2 separate regions of the Homo sapiens genome follow, and region 1 is linked to region 2. Evidence: chromatin loops called from intact Hi-C (ENCODE). Cell type or tissue: heart right ventricle. All regions are shown on one strand.

Region 1 (5,000 bases), 58 kb before region 2:
GTAATGATTCTTAACTGGAGCAATTTTGCGCCCCTACCCAGGACATTTGGCAATGTCTTGAGATATTTTTGGTTGTCATACTTGATGGGTATTCTACTAGCATAGACAGAAGCCAGGGATTCTAAACATCCTACAATGCACAGGACAGCCCCTCACCTCACAAAAACAACAACCATTTAATCCCAAGTGTCATTACTGCCAAGGTTGAGAATTTTTGCTCTATGAGAGACCTTGCTGGAATATTTAATCTTACTGGTCCTCAGTCTCCTCATCTCTAGAAAGGAGAAGAAATAGCATCCTACTTGTAAGCTTGTCTTAAATAAAATATAAGTAAAGGTAAATGAAAAGTGCACTGTGGAGTCTCTGGCACAGAAAACCCTGATGGTTACACTAGTAGTAATAGAAGTGGTGGTGGCGAGTACTGCAGTTTCTAATACAACATGCCCCTCCCTATTCACACCACAGGAATGAGAGAGTCTCTGAACCATATAAGCTCTTTTTGTTATCCAAATAAGAAAAAAAGTAACCGAAACCTGTTTACTTCTTTTGTTTCTTGTATTGGCCTTTTAGAGGTTTCTAAAAAGGCTCCTCAATGTTTCCCGCCTCCTCCAATACACAAAAATCCCAGTTGTCCAGTGACACAGCCTTGAAACAATGTTTCTGTTCTGTTAGTTATTTGGTTATCATTGACACTGGGTCTCTGCCTTAATTAAGCTAATACCTTCACAGAAAAAACATGCAACAGTAAGGTACAAAGTCTCAGCTGTGCAGAGCCTGGTGAGCAGTCTGCATGGCCCTGCTCTGGAGTTACTTCTCCAGCACTTCAAAGAAAATGCACTGATCCTGTATCCTGCTTAGCTATAGCCATGTATGTCTGTGACTTCTTGATACTGCTATAGACTATTTCTTCAGTATGCAGATACCATTGCTTTGGAATGTGTTGATTAAATTGATCAAAAAGGCATAGCTGAGGCTGATTTGGCAATCTCTCACCTGATTCCATATCTCTTGTCAGTAATGTTAGACAACAGGTTCCTGGAGGAAAGAACTTTGGAAAGTTCTCATGTGAGCAGCTATATAGGCCCAGTTTGGAGTTTTCCTCTGGGATGCAAATGAGTTACCGCAAATCCTTCTAGGTCCCCTGAAAGGAGGTCCCCATTTATCTCTAGAAATGCGTAAGCCAGCTTGCCCTTTGTCAGAGGGGAGAGCTGAGGGAGAAAGTTACTTGCTATCTAATATGTTGTTTCCCACCAGGAAATGACTTAATATTAAAAACAACAACAACAACAACAAAAAACATGTGCAGCCTCATTTAACATTCATTCAATGACAGTAGGTTTACCAAATGCCAACCATGTTTGGGACACTGTGCTAGGCCCAGGATACAAAAATGAACAAGCCAGTCGCTGCCATCAGGATGTTCCCAGTATGCTGCTCTCTCCTCCTGCAGTTCCTTCTACCCTGGTACCCCCTGTTATGAAAGTGTTTACCCAATGCTTTCCATGGAGCTTATCTAACCTACCTGAAACCGTCTCTTTACATATTTTTATCACACTACTTCCTTTGTTCTTCAAAGTTATTTCCAAATATAACTCATCTGCAAAACCTGCACCAGGTAATGGGCACGCTCCATTTATCCCACAAACTTTCACTCTCTTCATCAATCCCTTGCCATCTCCTTCATATATTTATAAAATGTAACTTACAAATTCTTTTAAAATTGGGCCTATTTGTGACATTAATTAAGCACAAGTCATAATCATTGATCCCCAACAAACTGTGGCTAGAAGGGTCAGGGAGAGGGGCACCAAGCTAAGTCCCCAGCACTGGTTGAAGAGGGCCTGGAGAGGACTGGCCCAGTTACAGAAAGTGCCCCTGAGAGGGCATCTGGACAGCCCATGCAGAGTGCCCAGGGGCCTAACTTCCAGTGTCTGCTGCTAGCATATCCAGCAGGTGAACTAGATACAACAACTGGAAGTCCCGGCAGTCTTTGAAAGATCAAGGTTAGACATGTGGCAGCGGTCTTTGGAGGAAACCTGTCCATGCATAGCAGGATTTTGATCCACTGTTCTTACATATAGGGTCAGGATTAAAAAAAAAAAAAAAAAAAAAAAAAGCTGGGAAAAGCTAGCCCTAGAAAAATACATTTGAATTAAAAGTAGGATAAGAAGGGAGGCAAGGTGTATATAAGCAAGGCCACTGCTCCCTAAGTGAGAACCTAGAAAAAAATGCAATCCCAAAGGCTAGGCCAGTTCCAATTAGGATATGACTCAGTCGTACCTGGACCCACTGGGCACACCTCTTGAATATATGGGCACATGTCTCCTTGGAAACCATAACTCATGAAATAGAAGCAGGGATCAGGGAGAGATGGTGAAGAGCCCTACAATGGCAGCAGTATCTACGGAGTTTAAGGTTGGGAGCAACTTTGTGCCAACCCCAGCACCAGGGACAAGGCTGCCATTGATGTACACCCTACATTGGACCAGGAAGGCTCAGAAAGGAGCCCAGGCCACAGACTGGTTTGTGCTCTCGGTTTTCTGTGCTTCAGAGTCAAGCTTCAGGGCTTGACAAAGACAGAAGTAGAGGTGGAGAAAACAGCAGACAGGTAGCTGGTTTGTATGGCTTTAGACATTCAGAGGCAGAAATGTTGAACTTGTTGGTTTGACATGCCAGTGAATCTCCTGTACAAGTCTGAAAGGCCTTTTAGTTTATAGGCACAACTTCTCCATGCTTTGGAAAATCCCATGTTTGCTATGGCTGATAATGCTAGTGAAGAGGAAAATGCATATATTAAATTACACAGTCCCTGCAAATTAAGAAAAAATATAGCTACAGATGTATTCTAATGCTTCTCTGAAACACACGTATAGATGAGTCGTGAAGGTTGACACCATCCCCAACTATGTATGATGAGTAAATTAACTTAATTGAATGTCAAATCATGGTCTTTGTTTTTCACACTCTAAAAATAGTCACCTTAGTAGAAAGAACACAATGTGCATCACTATGAAATCTTTGGAGATGGTTCCACGAAAAGGCCAGGAAACTGCCTTCCAGGCCCGCATGAGCTTGGTCTGCACAAAGTGTTTAGAGAGAATTATGTGTTTAAGAAGCTCTGGTGAGTGTAGTTCAGGAATGCTGACAGCCCTAAGCATCTTCACTTATTAGGCCAGTTTTACTTTCATAAAAATCCTCCCTGGCATACCTGAAAGTAAAAATCCCTCCTACTTGGAAATTGAAATCTATGCAAAGAAAAGTGCTGTCTCCCCATCTTTGTCCATGACAGAAAACTTGGAGTCATGTTTGGGCTCAGAAGTGTGTGTTAATATTTATATATGAGGCCAGGCGTGGTGGCTCATGCCTGTAATCCCAGCACTTTGGGAGGCTGAGGGGGGCGGATCACCTGAGGTCGGGAGTTCAAGATTAGCCTGACCAACATGGAGAAACTCCGTCTCTATTAAAAATACAAAATTAGCCAGGCGTGGTGGCAGGTGTCTGTAATCCCAGCTACTCAGGAGGCTGAAGCAGGAGAATTGCTTGAACCTGGAAGGAAGAGGTTGCAGTGAGCTGAGATTGCACCCCTGCACTCCAGCCTGAGCGACGGTGCAAGACTCCATCTCAAAAAAAAATTTTACATATGAAATCTATGGACTTCTTCAGATATGGGAGGGGTACTGGGCTCCAGAAGGGTTTATACTTTACAGTTCTTTTCAAAAATATTCTTCCTAAGGAAACAGATGGTAGGTAGCTTCCTTTATCTACATCAAAGTTCAAGAGCAGTCAATTACTCAGATTATGCTGAAGATAAACAGTGGTATTCTGTTCAGTTCTTGAAATAATCTTCCATTTAAATCATAGCTAATTACTATTTGGCTAATTAAATTCATTGAGTACTTCAAAAATGTCTATTTCACTGTCAGAATAAATGCTTTAGGGATTCCCTGTTGTGAGGAGCTTTCTTTTTATTACATAGAATACTGAGTTGGCCTGAATCTGTGACAAAGAAGTTTTTTTCAAGACCCCTTAAACAACACAAAGAATATTTGAAACTTCAAGTCTTCTACATTCTTTCAGCACATGGAGTTTCCGGGGTAAACAGACCTTGAGCAGTCTCTCTAGCTGTGGACTAACCCTCAAAACCCACATGTCTGGAGGATAGGAGAGGAGAAGTGGGACAGACTGCTGCCCCTGCCAGCTGGAGTAGTCTACGACTGAGCAGCTCTTCCCAAGAGGGCTGCCACCTGGGCTGTATGCTCCAAGCTCCGTGGTCATCCAACCACCATCATCATCCAACCACCCAACCTCCCTGCAACCCAAAGGAAGTCTTCCTACTCAGAATTTTATAGAGACAATAATAGTTCCTTGAAAAGAAATAAATCCACATTATGGAGTGAAATATATTTAGTAAACAATTATTACGTCTACAGCAACACATTACACACAGTAGAGGCAGAACTACTGTGGGGTTATGCCTACTAACAACACTGCCCTTAGACCCCTGCAAGTAAAGGTCACGTGTTTTACAGAACCATCTCTGGCCATCCTAAAGCCACATTCTCAGACACATCTTCCATCCCCCATAGCAAAGAGTTCAAGGGGCCAAAAGGTCTTGCCCACCTGGAACCCAAGCCTTCCCTTCTAGGCAATGATCCAGGTACCCAATACCCTAGAATTCCCTATTCATTTGAGGGAATTTGATTGCAAGCCTACAACCCTGACCTATACAGCCTTCTACCTCACATCCTGTCTTCCAAGGACAGACTGTGCCACTAGTATGCACACTCAGAGGCCCAAGGAGTGGCCAGTGGAGGGGGGCTGTTGATGTTGAGTATGAATGGAACTTGGACATGTAGTAAGGGGTTGGAGGTGTTCACATACATGCAGACAACGCCCCATGGTTCAGGGATAGGAAGAGAAGGGAGTTGGACTGCAGGCTGAGAATCAGGAAGCCAGCTGTTCTTGCACAGCCATGTTCTGGTGTGGACCCTGAAAGTCTG
Region 2 (5,000 bases):
TTTCCTTATTTGTACATAGTTTTCATAATTGTTATCTTTAATGGCTATATGAAGTGGAGTCCTTTCTGTTTCATAAATCTGTCTGTCCCTAGTGCCTATTATAATGTTCAGGAAGTCCTAATGAGAGCAAAGAATGATGCTAAGACTGTAAATGCTGGTGCCAAAATACCTCAATCCAAATGGGAATTTTTTAACCTCTGCGCCTTAGTCTTCTGGCCTATAAAATGGGGATGATGACCATTTTTACCTCATAGGTTTGACATGAGAATTGAGACAGATTAAGTGAGATTACAGATTAAGTGGGTTAATCTGCATAAAGCTTTTAGAGCAGTGCCTGGTACATGATGAGCAATCAATCAGCATGAGCTATTATTATTACTGTATGAAATAACCTTAGAAACTTTAAGTCATTTCTTGTTATGGCTGTTATAGATAGTAATGCAATGAGTAGCTCTATTAATATAATGTTTTGCCTCTTTTTAATTATTTCATTAGATTAAATTCCTAGAAATTAGATTGCTGGATCAAAGAGTAATCACAATAATTACCTTTTAAAGATATTCCTTTGACCTCTTCCCTTAAAGAAAATTTAATGATATGAAAATTACTAGTTGATATAAAAGAGAGAGTAAAGCAAATAAATCATGTATTTATTTGACCACAGCAAAAGGGAGAGGAGCTCCCCTTTCCCTCTCTTTCCCAGTGAGGCTGGGATGGGTTAGCCATTTACTAAACAATTATTTAGTAAACACCTATTTTATTCATAAAACTATCTAGACATCATACAAAAACCCAGGGTTCCATTCAGTTGATTAAATCCAACAAAGATTTCCCACTCTACTACATGCTTGTTCCATGCTGGGAGTTAATCAGAGTAGGAGGAATATGGAGTGGCCTTTGTCCTTAAAACTCAAAATTTATGCAAGAAAGTAAGATGTGAAGATAGTATGAGACTCTATAATCAAGCGCCAAATTCCGTTTTTAAAAGATCCCAAATCTGTGATTCAGACACTGGATATTAGGCATAGTAAGCTAAGCAAAAAAGAGTAGGTGCTGGCTGGAGCCACCTGGCAGACGTCAAAGCATTTTCAAAGACAATATCCAGTTAGCAGCAAAGAAAGAAGTATGTTACCACAAAAGTGATGACCAAATTAGGCTCTACTCTCTTCTTAGAATCTAACATTTTATAATTACTTTTAATCCACCCCCAAATCAACAGGACAGCTTTGCATTTGAATATTATCAGTAGAAAATCTTTGCTCTTGCTAAAGCACATCCTCGTCCCTGCCAGCTGGAAGGTAAAAGGAACCCTCAAGCTTCAGCTGTGGGCTTTAGCCAAGGGAGTCCAAGAGGTGTGCTCAGGAGTAGACGAGGCCGGTAGAGGGCCTCCACTGAGGACTGTGCGTGTTTATCTGTTTCGGAAGGGCTCTCTATCTGCTGAAAGAGCAAAATCATCTCCACTTCACTGTTTTCAGGATGCAGCGCAAATGTGTCTTACAACAATCCAAATCTCACACCACAAGCTTTACCACTCTTCAGTCTTCTCTCTTTTGTCTTGGAGTCAGGAGGAAGGGGGCAAACTGCCCTCCTCTTTGAGGCGAGCAAGATCCTCTGTCTCAAGGAAGCCAAACCTGAAATAGAAGCAGAAGCCCTTTCATATAATTGAGGAAGACTTCACAGTTGCCAGAAACCATTTTTGTAAGAGAATAAGTCCCACATAAAGGGTTTTCTGGCCTTTAAAATTAGCCCACCAAATATCTTTCTTGTGCCTTATCCAGGAATTTTTTTTTTTTCTGCTGCCGAGGCTGGAGTGCAATGGCACAATCTTGGCTCATTGCAACCTCTGCCTCTAGGTTCAAGCATTCTCCTGTCTCAGCCTCCTGAGTAGCTGGGAGGCCGCCAACACACCTGGCTAATTTTTGTATTTTTAGTAGAGACTGGGTACTGGGTTTCACCATGTTGGCCAGGCTGGTCCCGAACTCCTGAACTCAGGTGATCCACCTGCCTTGGCCTCCCAAAGTGCTGGAATTACAGGCGTGAGCCACCACGCCTGGCCCCTTATTTAGGAATTATTAAATTGCCTACTATGTGCAGAAACTTGTGAATTGTCAGGCTCCAAATTTCCTCAAAAGGCTGAAGCCTGGCAGGCAATGTCAAGAGGAGCTGCTTCTTGCCCAAACAGGTTCCAAAGCAGTCAAGTGAAATTGTCTTCCTTATATGGTGAAAAGTGCCCTGTCCCTTTAAGGCCAAGAGATTTGGCTGCAGACAGTCCCTGGGAAGTTTGCGGGCAGCCCCATCCTGTGTCTGATCCTTGCTGCTGTGCAGGTGAGTTCCCAAACCTTCTCTCCGCAATTTGCCCTCTATAATCGTTCTCATGGCGGGTTAGAAAGACTGGTATGAAAGGGCTAGAGAATTTCAGGGTCAGCAGAGATGGTGCTGTTTGGAGAAGTTTGAGTTGAAGGAAAAAACAAGGTTACAAGGGAAATGTGCAGTAATGCAGCCAGTGAGGATGCATCTAACTTCCTGTGGGGAGAAGGCAGCAAGGTTACAGAAGGCCCTGAGGCATTTCCAGGGCAGGGCAGGGCAGGGGAAACAAATTCAGCTGGGGAAGAGGGACAAATTATAGATAAGACCGTGGAGGGATAAGTTTAGACTCTTGAGCTATATAACCTGGTGAACCGCAAGTTAAAACCAAACATAGCTGGTAGGAAATACTGCTTCTGCAAGTGCTGAAGGCTTTCCAGGAGCTGGAGCTACAGGACCAGACTGCAGAGGAGAAAGTACATGAATGTTTGGAATGTCTATAGGCCTGGAAGGCTGCAGCCTTAACCCTTTTTGCAGCCTGGCTTGTTAGCCATTAGGGTTTGGCTGCCACAGAGCAGGAGGTGGGGGTGCATGTGTGAAGCACTGCAGTAGGAGACTAAATAAATAAACAAGACTATGATTGTGGAAATGCATCTCTGGCATCCTCATAGTACCACATGCAGAGAAGAGAGATTTTCTAAGCTCAGATTTTCTGTGTCATCCACAGAAACATCTCAGATTTTCTGTGTCATCTTTCTTCCAGCAAAGGGCTGGAAGAAATCTCATTTAAGCTAATTACTGCTCCGTCATTTACTAACTCAGCTTCTTGAATTTTTTTCCTCCATGGTCTGGAGCCTGGTACAATATTAATTTGAAATTAACTAATAAAACTTTTTAATAGCTAAAGATTTCCTAGCAGAAATGTGTTTCTCTCTAAGATTGAGATGTATATACAGCTGGGGTTGGGATTTTACTGAGAGCTTGAAAAGAGATGGGTGTAGTATAGAAGGAGAAACACTTGATGGTCATTTTACGTAATATCCAAAGCCGTTTAACTGAGCCTACAGCCAAAAAAGGAGTCCACCCAGGAATTTAAAAAAAGAGATGCTAAATTACAGGGCTTGGGGTCCTCTTTCCTCCTAGTTGAGTCAAGGTCCATTCATCATTCAGAGGCAGTGGTTTCTCTACAGTTGTGTGGGGGAGTGAACAAGAAGGCTGGATTAAAATTCCTTACATACTCCATGCCTTTTAAAAATATTCATTCATCTGAGTAGTCACTGAAGAATTCTTCTTATTATTAACTAACAAGTGCTCTATCCACTTGTTAGTGCTTTCTAAAGACAGAATGTTCATGAAAAAAGATTTTGTTTTATCACGAGGGATTTGTTAGTATAAGGGTTCCTCTCTTCTCCTCCGACTTCTGATGGATGGGCAAAGTGGTGATTATTGGTTACTGAAAAGAAAGATCTGTTCTTGACTCTAAAATCACAAAGGGCTTTACTTTGGACCTTTCTCATTCAGAAACATTGGTGTCCCAAGCAAAAAGTTAACTTATGCATTCACAATGTGGAAGACAGCAGAGTGCATGGGTATAGTTTTGCTTCATTTTGTACCAAGCAAATCCAGAAAGCAGTGTCAAATACATTGCTTTCAAATATAGATGCACAAAGAAAAACAAAATTCTATCCTTAAAGCTGAAAAATCTCTAAAAGTACCATATTGTTATTATTATTATTGTTTACTTTTTTTTTTTTTTTTTTTTTTTGTGAGAGGGAGTCTTGCTCTGTCGCCCAGACTGGAGTGCAATGGCGCAATCTCGGCTCACTTCAACCTCCGCCTCCCAGGTTCAAGCGATTCTCCTGCCTCAGCCTGCTGAGTAGCTGGGATGACAGACACGTGCCACCATGCCCAGCTAATTTTTGTATTTTTAGTAGAGACGGGGTTTTACCATGTGGTCAGGCTGGTCTCGAACTCCTGTCCTCATGATCCGCCCACCTCGGCCTCCCAAAGTGCTGGGATTACAGGTATGAGCCACAGTGCCCAGCCCATACTGTTATCTTTTATAAGATAAGTCAAGGTATTTCCAACGAAAAAAAAGATGTGTCTTCCCAAACATTTCACTCAATGACTCTCCCCGCCCTCAGTCACATATGGATCTTACAACTTCACACAAGCCACTTACTTTATCTGTGCCTCAGTTTCCAGCCTAGAATTGAGCAGATCTGAGTTAAATTTCTAGTTTCTTCATTTATTTCCATAACCATAGGCAAATTACTCAGCCAGTCTAAACTTTAGCTTTCTTATTTGTAAAAAGAATGAATGTTAATTAGGATCAGAAGACCCCAGAACTCGGCATAGGCTCCATAAATGCTATTTCTCATTTCTTTTCTTGTCTTTTTTTTTTTTTTTTTTTTTTCTATTGCCTGGGAAATTACACTGTTCCTTGGCAAAGGAAATAAGTTTTGAAAACGGAAACCAGCTGTGTAGCTCAGCTTTAGGACTACAGTTACTTCATCCCCTGTGCCCATTCCCTTCACAGAAGGATGCCCAACTCACTGGGAAACCCATTCCTAATCATCAACCAGTCTCACTGTTTGAAAGCTCTTCCTAAAGCAAACCCACTTCCACTTATTTTGTGTTCAGAGACGTGAAGAATTGTTGATTGTTTTCTTTTAATATAAAATTACTCCATAGTC

What was found. A loop is a pair of places that touch in the nucleus more often than their neighbours do. Peaks named below come from ENCODE experiments on the same cell type or tissue, not always from the same donor. Only the 100,000 strongest peaks of a DNase experiment are listed, where the experiment ranks them.
Region 1: a loop joins it to region 2, with 4 times the contacts of the local background. A loop is called at or near these places in 2 of 110 quality-filtered maps.

What each region holds. Positions count from the first base shown.
Region 1 is chr3:159,672,508-159,677,507 of GRCh38, forward strand. The region is part of intron 4 of IQCJ-SCHIP1 (IQCJ-SCHIP1 readthrough); the gene reads left to right. The region is part of intron 1 of SCHIP1 (schwannomin interacting protein 1); the gene reads left to right. Among named protein-coding and RNA genes, the nearest start is that of IQCJ-SCHIP1-AS1, 94 kb to the right of the region's middle. In heart right ventricle, no CTCF peak of the experiment used is centred here; no DNase peak of the experiment used is centred here.
Region 2 is chr3:159,730,090-159,735,089 of GRCh38, forward strand. All of the region lies in intron 4 of IQCJ-SCHIP1 (IQCJ-SCHIP1 readthrough), which reads left to right. All of the region lies in intron 1 of SCHIP1 (schwannomin interacting protein 1), which reads left to right. Among named protein-coding and RNA genes, the nearest start is that of IQCJ-SCHIP1-AS1, 36 kb to the right of the region's middle. In heart right ventricle, a CTCF peak has its summit at 2,313; no DNase peak of the experiment used is centred here; H3K4me3 peaks cover 1,116 bases; H3K27ac peaks cover 1,302 bases.